2 separate regions of the Homo sapiens genome follow, and region 1 is linked to region 2. The links are chromatin loops, found by intact Hi-C in ENCODE. Cell type or tissue: prostate gland. All regions are shown on one strand. Each heading gives the region's core, and the rest is flanking DNA. Links, peaks and the distances in the headings are about the cores only.

What was found. A loop is a pair of places that touch in the nucleus more often than their neighbours do. Peaks named below come from ENCODE experiments on the same cell type or tissue, not always from the same donor. Only the 100,000 strongest peaks of a DNase experiment are listed, where the experiment ranks them.
Region 1: a loop joins it to region 2, with 6 times the contacts of the local background. A loop is called at or near these places in 10 of 110 quality-filtered maps.

Annotation. Positions count from the first base shown.
Region 1 is chr3:125,762,737-125,769,412 of GRCh38, forward strand. It overlaps LOC112267908 (translation initiation factor IF-2-like), which reads left to right. Exons shown (of 4, transcript XM_047449437.1): 3 at 3,645-4,082. Among named protein-coding and RNA genes, the nearest start is that of MIR548I1, 24 kb to the right of the region's middle. RefSeq lists enhancers at 29-537, 3,873-4,517. In prostate gland, for the core only: no CTCF peak of the experiment used is centred there; a DNase peak (open chromatin) is centred at 3,775; H3K4me3 peaks cover 645 bases.
Region 2 is chr3:125,926,652-125,933,327 of GRCh38, forward strand. It overlaps the pseudogene FAM86JP and the pseudogene ALG1L1P. Among named protein-coding and RNA genes, the nearest start is that of ROPN1B, 39 kb to the right of the region's middle. RefSeq lists enhancers at 4,540-5,040, 5,041-5,541. In prostate gland, for the core only: a CTCF peak has its summit at 2,695 (motif pointing right); a DNase peak (open chromatin) is centred at 2,690.

The sequences.
Region 1 (6,676 bases), core at 1,354-5,353, 160 kb before region 2:
AAAGATGCTTTGAAATGGCAACTGAGAATGGTGTGGTGGTTGACAGATGGCACGTCACAGCATAGATTAATATGGAAAGAGAAACTCACCCCTTGGGGGGAATGTGTGAGGCTGGCAGCCACACAGAGGGCTTTTCCTGCGAGCTCTTGCACAGATGCAAACAGCCAGGAGGTTTTGCTTTCTGAGCCTGAGTGGAAGCATTTTCCTCCCTGCACATTGCCACTCTGCAGCAAATGTTTATTCCTGTTGCATTGATTAAAAGTGCTTACCAGGCCGGGCGCGGTGGCTCACGCCTCTAATCCCAGCACTTTGGGAGGCCGAGGCAGGCAGATCACAAGGTCAGGAGATCGAGACCATCCTGGTTAACACGGTGAAACCCCGTCTCCACTAAAAATACAAAAAATTAGCCGGGCATGGTGGCGGGCGCCTGTATTCCCAGCTACTTGGGAGGCTGAGGCAGGAGAATGGCATGAACCCAGGAGGCAGGGCTTGCAGTGAGCCGAGATTGTGCCACTGCACTCCAGCCTGGATGACAGAGCAAGACTCCGTCTCAAAAAAACAAAGTACTTACTGAAGGGGTTTGAGGGCAGTGGTGACAGTGTGAGTTATGGCTTTGCCGGCTGCCAGTGGAGCCATCCGCTCTGCACAGCCGTGCAAGGGTGTTTTGAAAAGTGGCTCAGCCGGCCAGGAGTGACTGGGTGTAAATGTTGCTGCCACAACATCTTGTAGCCTGACTGGGGCCGTGTTTGCAGAACCCCTAAACCACTACACTTGTTCAGGCTTAAAAATAAGCTTAGGTTTTTTTGTTTGTTTTGTTTTGTTTTGTTTTATGAGATGGAGTCTTGTTCTACCAACGGGTTGGAATGCAGTGGCATGATCTCGGCCCTGTGCAACCTCTGCCTCCTGCGTTCAAGTGATTCTCCTGCCTCAGGCTCCCGAGTAGCTAGGACTACAGGGGTGTGCCATCATGGCCAGCTAATTTTTGAATTTTTAGTACAGACGGGGCTTCACCATGTTGGCCAGGATGGTGCGATCTCTTGACCTCGTGATCTGCCCGCCTTGGCTTCCCAAAGTGCTAGGATTACAGGCGTGAGCCACTGTGCCTGGTCAAACATAAACTTACTTTCTTACCTCTTCTGCTGAACTCTATTTGCTTCTTTTCTCAACTTCTGCTGAACTCTATTTTGCTTCTTTTTTTCTGGATAAAGCTCTTCTTTATCCAGAGGAGCTTTTAGCAACAAAGTTAACCAATGACCTTCCCTAGTCTCTCCTTGCAACTGGCTCTCAGCGGGGGGGTGGGGGGGTTAGGAGGAAATCCTTGACAGAACCAATTTACATGACTGTTTGGAGGACTCTCGCTAGCTCCAGGAGGTGTTTGCATTTTTAAATTGGTTACTAGTGTCAGAATGTTTCATGAGTAAGAGCACAGCCTCTAAGTTGGATACCCTGAATTTAAATCTCAACATAGCCATTTTGTATATAACCAGAGGATGGATTTGGGGACCCAATGGACCTACCATGACATGAACTTGCACCAACATTCACCTGACTTCCAAAATGTCTTTTCTGACTGGTAGACCCTAGTCTCGCCCTAGTGCCAGTTCAGAGCCTGTGTCCAGTGATCCTGCACAGGTCCCATTAGTTCCTTTTCTACTATTCAGTCATCCTGGTAAAAGGCTGTGTATTCCCTTGGGGGCAGGCTGGGAGAAAGATTGACAGTATTAATTTGTGGCATTGGAGCAGAGTCCTTTCTGGAGGGGACCTGGCTTCCCATTCAGACAAGGGACTCTGGGTCTGTGAACTGGCTTATGTCTGGGAATTGACTGGGGACTGTGACTCTGTTTTTATGATTCAGATTAGACTTCTGCTCACCTGACCTAGAATTCTTCTGCAAACACAGATCCAGTAAAAATGTGGCAGGCTTCTTATCTATTTCACTTCTAGGAATGCCATGATCAGCTGGCACCATATGTCTCTGCGAGTCAGGCTATTCTGGCTGCAGCTTTGACTCTGCTGTCTTTTATGGTAACTTCATCCACCTTGCCTTTGGGGATTGAGTGCTCTGATCACTTGGCCCCAGCCTCTGTAGTGTGCCTATGTCACTTACCCTCTTTATACCTCAGTTTCCTTCTCTATAAAATGGGCATCCTCATTGCACCTACCCCCAGGGCTGCTGTGAGGTATAGATGGATTAGCATATGGAAAGTAATAGAAGAGGGACTCAAAGCCCATGTGTTCTTATCAGAATTATTTCGTGACAGGGGAGAGCTGGAGGAGAGAGGAAGGTGCTGAGCAGACCCATGTGCTCCCCCACCAGTGATTCCTGAGCACCTACTATGTGCTGCCCACTGTGAGAGCTGTTAGGGTTGAAATAGGGAGCACAGCAGGGTAGGGGCTGCAATCAGGAGCTTAGTGGGGAGACCATTGTGCAACATGTTTCCAGAGCTTGGGGTGGGGAAGCTCAGGGAGTACAGGGACCTAGGATCCTGGGCAGAATCATGGAAAGGACACAGCCTCCCCAGCCTCTACTGCCTCCACTGCCTCCCTGGCCTCCTCTGCTTCCCTGGCCTCTCCTGCCTTCCTGGCTTCCCCTTCCACCCCGGCCCTCCCCAGTCTCCCCTGTCTCTCCTGCTTTTGAGGTGGGCCAGGAGATGCTGGTGTTCACTTAGCCTGTCCTGGACTCTGGGTGTAGCATTTCGATGTCCAGAAAATACCCCCGGCTTCAGCTCATCACACAACCAAGGAAGGAGCTCCACACTGACACTAAGGGTGCATCCTGGGCTCATTCATCAGGGCATGCCTCCAAAATATTTCTCCACGTCTCCTCCCTTTGCCCACCTGCATTGTCTCTGTGCCTCAGCCCTGGCTGGGGGCCTGCAAGGATCCCCTATCTCCTCTGCCCCTGCACAGCTGGGTCCCAGGCAATCTGTCCCCCCACCACACCTCTCTCACCTTGCCCACCATGCTCCAGCCCCACAGTCCTCTTTCTGCTTCTTTCCCAGCCTCTGGGCTTTTGCACACGCTGTTCCTTCTGCCTGAACACCCTCCACTGGGCTGAGAACAACTCTCTGAGACCTCTCTCAGCTGTTGTTTCCTTTGGAATAGCCGCTGCTGCTGGCCCTCTCCCAGCTCCAAGACCTGCTGAGCCTCCTGTCTTTTTTAGTTCCCATGCCCCCAGCACTTCTTCTTGGCCTCCTTTGGCCCAATTGACAATGTCCATTCTCAATGCCTTCTCACCCAGCACTGAGCCCCACTGGGTGAAGGCAACGCCTGTCATGTTCACCACAATATCCCCTCCCCCATCACCACGCCTGGTCCACAGAGATGCTCAAAAAAGATCTGTTGGTAGGCAATGCGAAGGTGCATTCATGTCATCCTGCAGGCGGAATTCTCCACGAGTTTTGAGCAGCCTCAGTTTTCCCACCACCTCCAAATCATGGAAGACGCAGGGTAAGAGCAAAGACAAGGTGGCTGTGGCCGATGTCCACCCTCTCGGGGCGTCCCTTCTCTTCTCTCCTCCTTGGGCAGGGAGACCATCGGGGTGCAACCTGGCTGGGGCGGGGAGGAGGTGCAGGGCCTGGCCAGAGCGGGCCTGGCCACAGGCAGGGGACAGCGACTGCTTGGGCCTGGGCAGGTGAGCGCAGCGCAGGCCAGGGCCCGGCGTGTCCGCGGTGAGCGCGGGCGGCCAGCAGAGGGCGCCAGAGAGCCAGGAGCGGCCCGCGGAGGAGTCCGCGCCCGCCCTGATGCCCAGCTCCGCGCCGCGCGGACCCACCGAGCCCGCGTTCAGACGCCCCAGCTCCGCCGACAGGCCGCTCGCGCCGGGTCCTTCCTCTTCCCCAGGTGCAGGCAGAGCCCCCAGAGCCATGGCCAGCCCTTCCGGCAGCTCCGAAGCCACTGGCAAGCCCCGAGGCAGGGATGGCGGGCCCAGGAGGGAGGAGGACGACGTCCCTCCCGAAGAGAAGAGGCTGCGGCTGTTGCTGGAGAGGGGAAGCGCGCAGCCCGAGGACTGCGAGGACGGGGAGGACGCGCCGCGGCCAGGCAGGAAGAAGACCGGCACCCAGACAGGTGGCGACGGCAGAGGAGTAAGTGACGTTGGCGCGGGGGTCCGGGGGTGCCAGGGGCGCGGGGTAGGGGCGGCGGGAGGCTCCGTGGCCGGCCCTGGGTTAAAGTTGGTAATTGAGCGGCAACTCCGGCGGGCGCGGAGTGACAGCTCGTGACGGCCTCCGAGACGCCAGCTGCCCCTTCTCGGCTGTGTGGCTTCGACTTCCTGATTCTCCCACGACGTCCCTGGCCGGGAGACCCGCTGGACTCTGCGGCTGGCCAAAAGGGGAGGGGGAGCCCCGCGTCCTGGGGGCCCCTAGCGGAAGGGGCGGGGGTTGCGCTGGGCATCCTGTCTGGGGCATCTGTCTGGGACTCTGTTGGTGCCTCTCACCTGGCGAGGGGCCTGTGGTGTGGGTAGGGGGGAAGTCCCTGCCATGCTTGGCCAAGCCCTGCTCTGCTGGGCTGCGGGCTGGCGGCGCTCACCCAGCTCCTCACCTGTCCCTCATCTTCCTGTTTTTCTTCCCTTTCTGGTTGGGCAGCGAGAGTTGAGAGAAGGCAGATGGCTTCCATCCCAGAAATCGCTCTCCTCTTTCCATCCCTACAGAGAGGGACAGGGAGGCAAAGTTCCTTCCATCCCCCGGGGCGCTGTCCCTGTGAGCTCCCGGTGTCCTGCACACGTGGGCCCCTGAGTCACTGGGTCTGTGTGTGTGGGATGGGGCTCCGTGGCCAGCCTGTCCTCCTGGGGTTCACTTTCTGCTTTCCTACGCCAACTCTTCCTGTGTGGCTTTGCTGGCCTTCCACTGAGGAGGCACATGGGTTTGGAGGGCAGATGAGGTCCCACTGGAGAGCTGTAACCCTCAGTGAGGGCCGCCACCTTGACGGTTTTTGATGGATAATGGGGTTGACTTCTTTGTTCCTTCCACATGTTTTTATGTTTGACCATTTGCTCAGCTGAACTTGTCTTAATAATTGGATTCGTGGTGAATGAGCCCCACATGGGCGAGAGGGTGGCCTTCATTCTGAACCCATTTAGGCAGCACGGGCGGCCCTCCTCGCCGTGGGCGGCATCAGAGCCCCCCCCTGCACAGTCTTGGGGTTGCTCCCGGATGCTGTCTGGGAGGCTTGCTCATGGTGACATCCTCATCTCTCCGTGCACGTTACCGCATTCAGAGCTTGGGTCACCTGGACACTGAACTCAGATGAATTCTCTCTGAGATCCTGGGAGAAGGAGGATAGTTCTGTGGAAGGTTTTCCAGGGCCGATCACGGAAAGGATGAGAGGGGAGAGGTCCTGGTCGGGACACAATTACGGTGGCAGTGTAACGCCGGGACACTTTATTGCATGAAGTCCCTCTCACTCCCTCTACCTCCCTCTTTTACGTGGACTCTGCCAAAGACCAGGATACCAGAATGCAGTGGAGTGACCAAGTGTAGTGGGACCTTGGGAACCCGAGTCTGGAGCCAGGCGGCTGGGGTTTGCATCCTGGTTCTGCCCCTCCTTAGCTGGCTGACATGGCACAAGCCACTTACCCTCTCTGAGCCTTACTGTCTTCAGTGGCAAATGGATCTGTCAACAGGCCCCATTGCCTGGGGTTGTTACTGCTGAGATTAAGGGAAGCTCGTCCATAGAAGCACTTAGCCTTGTGCCTGGCACATAGTGTATGGTGGATAAATGGGACTTAGGACTAAAACTCATGCCTTGGTGTGTTTTTGCAGTGATGTTTTGTTCTGGGGTGCATCAAAAGAGACAAGGTTCTTGGTTGGGCATGATGGCTCAAGCCAATAATCCCAGCACTTTGAGAGGCTGAAAAGGGAGGATCACTTGTGCCAAGGAATTTAAGACCAGCTGGGCAACATGGTGAAGCCTCATATCTACCTAAAAAAAAAAAAAAAAAAAAAAAAGCCAGTTATAGTGGTGTGTGCCTGTAGTCCCAAGTACTTTGGAGGCTGAGGTGGGAGGATTGCTACAGCCTGGAAGGTCAGGCTGCAGTGAGCTGGGATCTTGCCACTGCACTCCAGCGTAGGTCACAAAGTGAGACTGTTTCAAGGAAAAGAGAGAGAGACAGACAGACAGACCCACAAGAGTCTTAAGCCAGAATCTCCATGTTAAAATGCTTTCTGGAGGCTAAAAGGATGATATGTTGATAATGAAATATTTAAAAGGCAGAAACCCCACTGAATTGTTTGGTCCACAGAGGGAAATGGGAATCGCATGACCTGAGGCATGATGGAGGAACTGAACAGAAACCATCCTTGTTTCCTTAATCTGAACATGGCACGCTCTTTTCACGGTGCCTGTATCTGCTCAGTCTGGCGGCCCCTCGAAAAGAGGGAATCTGGATTTTCAAACTTAAAATTTGGCCCAAAGCCCACTGCTGCCCGCAATGGCCGCCAGACACATTCCTCTTCCCTTTTAGTTTCTATGGGAATACTCTCTTTGAAGAACCCATGAAGCAGTGTCAGGCTGGTGTGAGGACCAGCAGTGATTTCTTTGAGGAGGAGAGCCCGTTTCTTCACTCACAGGCCATGTCTGAGTGGATCAAGAAGAACAGAGTGCCCTTTTATGAGATTTTGTCTGCGTAGACCATTAGCTTGGTAAAAATGTCAAAACCATCCTCGTTCTTTAATAGCAGATT
Region 2 (6,676 bases), core at 971-4,970:
AAAGTGTTAGGATTACAGGCATGAGCTACTGCACCCAGCCCCATTTTTGTTTAAAAAATAATAATAATCACCCACACATGGTTATGAGTACCTATATTCCCAACTACTCAGGAGGCTGAGGCGGGAGGATGGCTTAAGCCCAGGAGTTTGTGGCCCCCTTGAGCAACATAGCAAGACTTCATCTCAAAAAAAAATTATCACAATAATCATTTTCACATAAGTATACCTATAGGGGAAAACCTGGAATATATATAGAGCAGGCTTGTCCAACCTGCGGCCCAACACAAATCTGTAAACTTTCTTAAAACAGTATGAGGTTTTTTTGTGATTTTTTTTTCTTTTAGCTCACCAGCTATTGCTAGCATTAGTGTATTTTATGTGTGGCCCAAGGCGATTCTTCTTCTTCCAGTGTGGTGCAGGGAGGCCAAAAGATTGGACATCCCTGATATACACGTTAACAGGTGCCATCCTTGGATGGCAGGATTATAGAGACTTCTACACGTTCATGTCTGTACTATTTCATTTTTATAAATACGCATTTTCCACTCGTAACAAAAAACTGTGACTGAAAATCATCCCGGGCCACAGTGTCTCATGCCTGTAATCCCAACACTGTAAGAGGCTGAGGCTTTGGGAGGCTGAGGTGAGGGGATCACTTAAGGTCAAGAGTTCAAGACCAGCCTGGCCAACACGGTGAAACCCCATCTCTACTAAAAACACAAAAATTAGCCAGGCGTGGTGGTGCATGCCTATAATCCCAGCTACTTGGGAGACTGAGGCAGGAGAATCACCTGGGAGGCATTGCAGTGAGCTGAGATTGCACCACTGCACTCCAGCCTGGGGAACAGAGTAAAACTCTGTCTAAAAAAAAATAATAAAAGAGGCTGAGGCAGGAGCATCACTTGAGGCCATGAATTCAGGACCCCATCTCTACAAAATAAAAAAATTACTAGCATGGTGGCACACACCTGTCATCCCAGCTACTCAGGAAATGGGAGGATTGCTAGAGCCCAGGAGTCGAGGCTGTAGTGAGCAATGACTGTGCCACTGCACTCCAGCCTGGGTGACAAAACAAGATCGTATCTCAAAAAAAAAAAAAAAAAAAAGGATCATTCTGGCTAACGGCTCTTCAGACATCTGTGCTTATGAGAACACCAGCCCCTTCTAAGCTGTGTGTGTGTGTGTGTGTGTGTGTGTCTGTGTGTGATTTTTTTTTTTTGAGATGGAGTCTCACTCTGTCACTCAGGCTCGAGTGCAGTGGCACAATCTCGGCTCACTGCAACCTCCGCTTCCTGGGTTCAGGCAATTCTCCTGCCTCAGCCTCCCAAGTAGCTGGAATTACAGGCACCCGCCATCGTGCCTAGCTAATTTTTGTATTTTTGTAGAGATGGGTTTTACCATGTTGGCCAGGCTGGTCTCGAACTCCTGAACTAAAGTGATCCACCCGCCTTGGCCTCCCAAACTGTTGGGATTACAGGTGTGAGCCACTGTGCCTGGCCGCTTTCTAAGCTTTGTGAAGAGTGGGTTGACGGAGCAGCCAGGTAGATGTGGGTTCAGATCTCTGCTTCTGTCCTGCTGTGCCAAGTGCTGGGGCAGATGCGGGTAGAGAGTGGACAGCGGCATGGTGCCCGCTGCTAGCCATTTCTATGCAAAACCAGATTTCTGGTCCCATCCTGGAGGCCAATTCTAGGCACCTGGGTGGGCCTGGGAACCTGTGAACCAAGTAAACTGACTTGGACACCGCCCCCCCACCCCGCCAGGCCTGTCCTAGCAGCCCCACACAATACGCTCATGTCCTGTCCCCAAACACTGCCATCCTGAAACACATGTGCTCTGTTTCCAGGCCAGGCCAGGATCAGATGGGAAGTGGAACCTCGTCATGACCAGAAACTGTTTCCCTATGAAGAGCACTTGGAGATGGCAATGCTGAACCTCACACTGTAGGACTCACACACGACTCCAATGGGATTGTGAGAATCAAGTCACTCTCAAGGGAAGAGGTTTCATATGGGAAAGCTGATAAAACTTTCACTGGACTGGAATGTTTGGAGAATGTTAATTTCCAAATCAGGAACTACAAACTGCCCTCTAATAAGACATCGGCTATCTAAGCGTGTGGGTGCTCCCTTTCTGCCAGCAGTTCTGGTTCTTAAGGAAATCGCCATCACTCAGACATGAAAACTCTGGCTCCAAAAATAGCATTTTCTTTGTGCAAATAAAAACGTGTGTATCAAGTATGTGGACACACTCGGTTCCTCACAAAGCCAAGCCTGCTGCAGCTGCCACATCCCTGGACACACTTGGTTCCTCACAAAGCCAAGACTGCTGCAGCTGCCACATCCGCGGACACACTCAGTTCTTCACAAAGCCAAGCCCGCTGCAGCTGCCACATCCCTGGGCTTACGATGCAGCAGGTGCTTTTTTCAAGACAGGAATCAAAATGTTAGGAACACGGCAGAAAGGTGACACCTGGAGACCAAACGCAGGATAAGGAGTACTGCAGAGGTCACAGGGAAGTCACAGAACAGTAATACGCTAGCAGGGGCATGGGGCATGAAGAACAGAAGAAGAGAGGAAGTGTTTCCGAGCCTCCGGAAAAGAAATCAGAGCCAAGCACAGCTTCCCGGGTCACAGAACCAATTCATTCACCAGGCGGCACCACTGCCGTCATTTCAGCTTCTGGCCACTGGGAGGCGCTGCTCAAAAGGGTTTGCCCTGAGACTCCGAGAAGAAGCTGCGGGAAGGACAGCAGGGGTCCCGGGGTTTTAGCCTCTGGCCCAGGAGTTGTATGTCCATAACCAAAGGGAGCACAGTCTGCACCCAGCTCTCATCCCATCGGAGCTGCTGCGACTCCCGCAGGTTCTTCCAAAACTGGTTTAGCTTGCCTGCAGGATCAGGAAAGTTTGAGAAAAGCATCTGCAAAAAAATAAAGAGCAGAGCTTACCTCATTGCCTGTCCCCACCCCATCCCAGGTCACCACCTGGCTGACCCCAGGTCCCCGACCCAACAACAACCCCTCCCAAGTTCCTAACTCTCTCACTTGGACTCGAGACTCTTCACGCCCCAGCAGCGCTCCGCCTCCAACTTGACATCATGCTTTCTGGAAACTTCCCCGTATGTCCCACTTTCCCACACTTGGTGCCCTGGAGCACCTCCCGGCCTCTAACGTGCTGTATGTTCCCCTGCGAGCACCCTCCTCTTGGCCTCTGGCCAAGTCCCACCCATCTGTGGGTAACAAGGGGGTGTCGGTGTTCTTTTCAGCCTTGCTAAACTCTCTGAATCAAGGATCACAAACTACAGCCTGCAGGCCAAATCCAGCCCACAGCCTGTGTTTGTAAATAAAGTTTTATTGGAACAAAGCCACACCCCTTAATCTACAGATGATCTGTGGCTACTTTCACACCACAACAGAGTACCATGGTTCTGACAGAGACTGGGGGACCCAGTCTAAATGACTTCTGACCTGGACCTTTACTGAAAATCCTGCCAATCATTCTGTTGGCAAGAATGATGTATTACTTTTAGCAATAAGAAACAAGTAACCTTTGCAGAATTCCACCCATCTTTCAAGGCTGGTCCCAGAAGCTCCCTTTGCCCGCCCACCTACCTGATCCTGATCACTTCCTAAACTGCAGCCCGGCCCACCTGGCTCCAGCATCATTTGTGGAGTCTCAGCTCCATAAATCCAGAGGGCAGGTGGGGGTGTGTCCTAACTTTCCCGAGCCTACTGTACCGAAACGGGACAGCAGAGTGGGCCGGCCTCTGTGACCTCTGCTCCCTCCCTAGCTTTTCCGCCAGATCCCACATGGTCCCACCCTGGCTGTGGGAAGCAGGGATCAGGGAGTGTGGCTCAGTGCCAGTCTCCAGAACCCTCCCCACCCTGGCGTGGTGGCAGATGTGGCTACCTGCAGAGCTGCCAGTTCCTCTGAGTCCTCAAAGACCAGGCCATTTTCTTCATGTTTCACCAGCTCATGTAAACTGCAGAGAGAACCAAGGGAGCCTGAGAGCTGCCTGGAGAAGACACCAGACCCCTGGGGTGCCCACCTGGGCTCCCCCCACCACCGCATGCTCAAGCCAGTCTGGGGGTTGGAACAGGGGGTGTGGTTTCCAGGAGCTGGTTCTTAGACTTGGCATCTGAAGGGTATAAAGGCCTGGGGGGGTGCACATCAAAATGGACAAACTGATTTGAGGAGGGAGCCTTAAGGAGGGTTTGTACCTTCTGTGCTGGATGCTCTTCAAGGACTGAAGAATTATTTTTGCATGTTTTTCTTAATTCCATGGCCATGGAACAAGTAAAGACAACACCCTGGGGACTGGCTCAGCACATAAAAGATGACTTTTCTAGGGCACCAGGTTTGATCCCGACATTTCCTGAGCTCAGTTCACATGAGGGGCTCACATCCCTGAATCCCATCCAGGAGCCAGCTCCTGAGCAGGGGCCAAGGGCTCAGCTTGTGCTGGGGCTACTGCTTCTAGAATCTCCTCTAACGCCGCCCTTCCAAACAGCCATCTATGCTGGGTGGAGTGAGGCCACAGCATGACAATCGTTTAACTGATTCAAACCCACCAGGTGAGCTTGGCCAAAAGGGACATGGTGGGAGAGAAAGAAACAAAGAAAACCATGTAAGCCTGCAGGCAATTCCCGCCAATTCTACTCTAGGAGCAAAAGCCCCGAGTGGAGTTCTAGTATTTGGGATGCTTTTCTTTCATACTAGGTTGGTGCAGAAGTAATTGCCACCTTTAATGGCAAAAACCGTGATTACTTTTGTACCAACCTAAATATAACATGAGCTCTAAATGGAAGCAACTACTTCAGTGAGGCTCAGCCCAGCCACAGTAACCGCAGGGCTCCTCCTCGTGGCCTCCAGTGTGTGCTGGACTGACCGAGGGGCAGGGCCTCACTGTGGGCAGCTCGCTCTGCACTGTTTCCTCCTCAGCGGTGGATCTGTGAAGCTATCCCCAGAAAGATTCGGGTTCTGCTCCTACCACTTGAAGTTCACGGCACACACAGGCAAACAGCACCCGAACATGTCCACCACCTTCATGGGCAGGTCCAGGCCACTGGAGGACATGTGCAGACAGACACCCAGGTCCACCGACCCTGCTAGGCAAGAGGGGTGCAGTCAGAGCGCTGGTCTCTGCCCTGGGAACACAAATCTTCCCAGCACAGTGAGGCAACATCCCGAGGGGAGTGAAAATCGGATAAGACCCCCGACAGCCCCAAGCACAAGTGGCTTAAGCTGGCCAAGCAGCCACATAGCCTGGCTGGGACATCTGAAAATGTAAGTTGACACTTTTTCTACTTAACCACAATTTATTTTTGTTGTTGTTGTTTTGGTTTGTTTCCTTTTGAGACAGAGTCTCACTCTGTTACCCAGGCTGGAGTGCAGTGGCACAATCTCAGCTCACTGCAACCTCCACCTCCCAGGTTCACCTCCCGTATGTAATCCCAGCATTTTGGGAGCCCAAGGCGGGCAGATCACCTGAGGTCAGGAGTTCAAGACCAGCCTGGCCAACATGGTGAAACCCTGTTTCTACTAAAAATACAAAAATTAGCTGAGTGTGGTGGGCCCCTGTAGTCCCAGCTACTCGGGAGGCTAAGGCATGAGAATTGTTTGAATGTGAGAGGCGGAGGTTGCAGTGAGCAAAGATCACACCACTGCACCCCAGCCTGGGCGACAGAGACTCTGTCTCAAAAAAAAAGAAAAAAAGAAAAAAAGACACCAATGACGTAACAACAACAAAAAAAAAAGATGCTTGGGAACTACTGAAAAAGTAGAAAGCTTGGTATCTACAGATTCAAATCTGGGCTCCCTGCCCTGCTGTGAAACCCTCTGAGCCTCAGTTTCCCCCATGTCAAGCAGTATAAGACCCTATAGCAGAGAGCTGCAGTGAAGATTAAGGAGACAAGATCGTGGGAAGCACAGGGTAAAGGCTGTGTGCCCCTCCCCCTCCACCATCCCCCAACCAAACAGACACCCAGGGTCCTAGGCGGTACCTGTTATCACACAGACAAGAGAAGGAAGGTTGTGTCCATCAAGAGTAAGTTGTTCAAACTCTGTGTTTAAAAAAAGAAACAATTCTACATGGAATTTCTGATAGAATTTCTTTTTTTTTTTCTTCTGACAGACTCTTGCTCTGTCACCCAGGCTGGAATGCAGTGGCGTGATCTCAGCTCACTGCAACCTCTGCCTCCTGGGTTCAAGTAATTCCCGTGCATCAGCCTCCCAAGTAGCTGGGATTACAGGCGCCCACCACCATACCCAGCTAATTTTTGTATTTTTAGTAGAGACAGGTTTTGCCATGTTGGCCTCGAACTCCTGACCTCAGGTAATCTGCCTGCCGCGGGCTCCCAGAGTTCTAGGATTACAGGTGTGAGCCACCATGCCCATTCAGAAAAAACGTTTTAAATAAACAGTAGCCAGAGTCACCTGGTCAGGTGGAGAAAGAGCACTGCTCTGGTGGGGAGGCCACCAGCCTCTGTGAGATACTCTCCTGGAGGGGGCATTTCAGCCTGAGGGCCTGGTCACTCAATGACCCAACTGAGGATTCAGGGCGGCCCACCTCCACCACCCCTGCTGTCCCCAGGCTGCCCCACCCAGTGGCCGGGGACAGCAACATGCTGCAGGCCAGGCAAGCAGCTCACAGCTCAGTGGCCCCCGACAAGCCCGGAGCT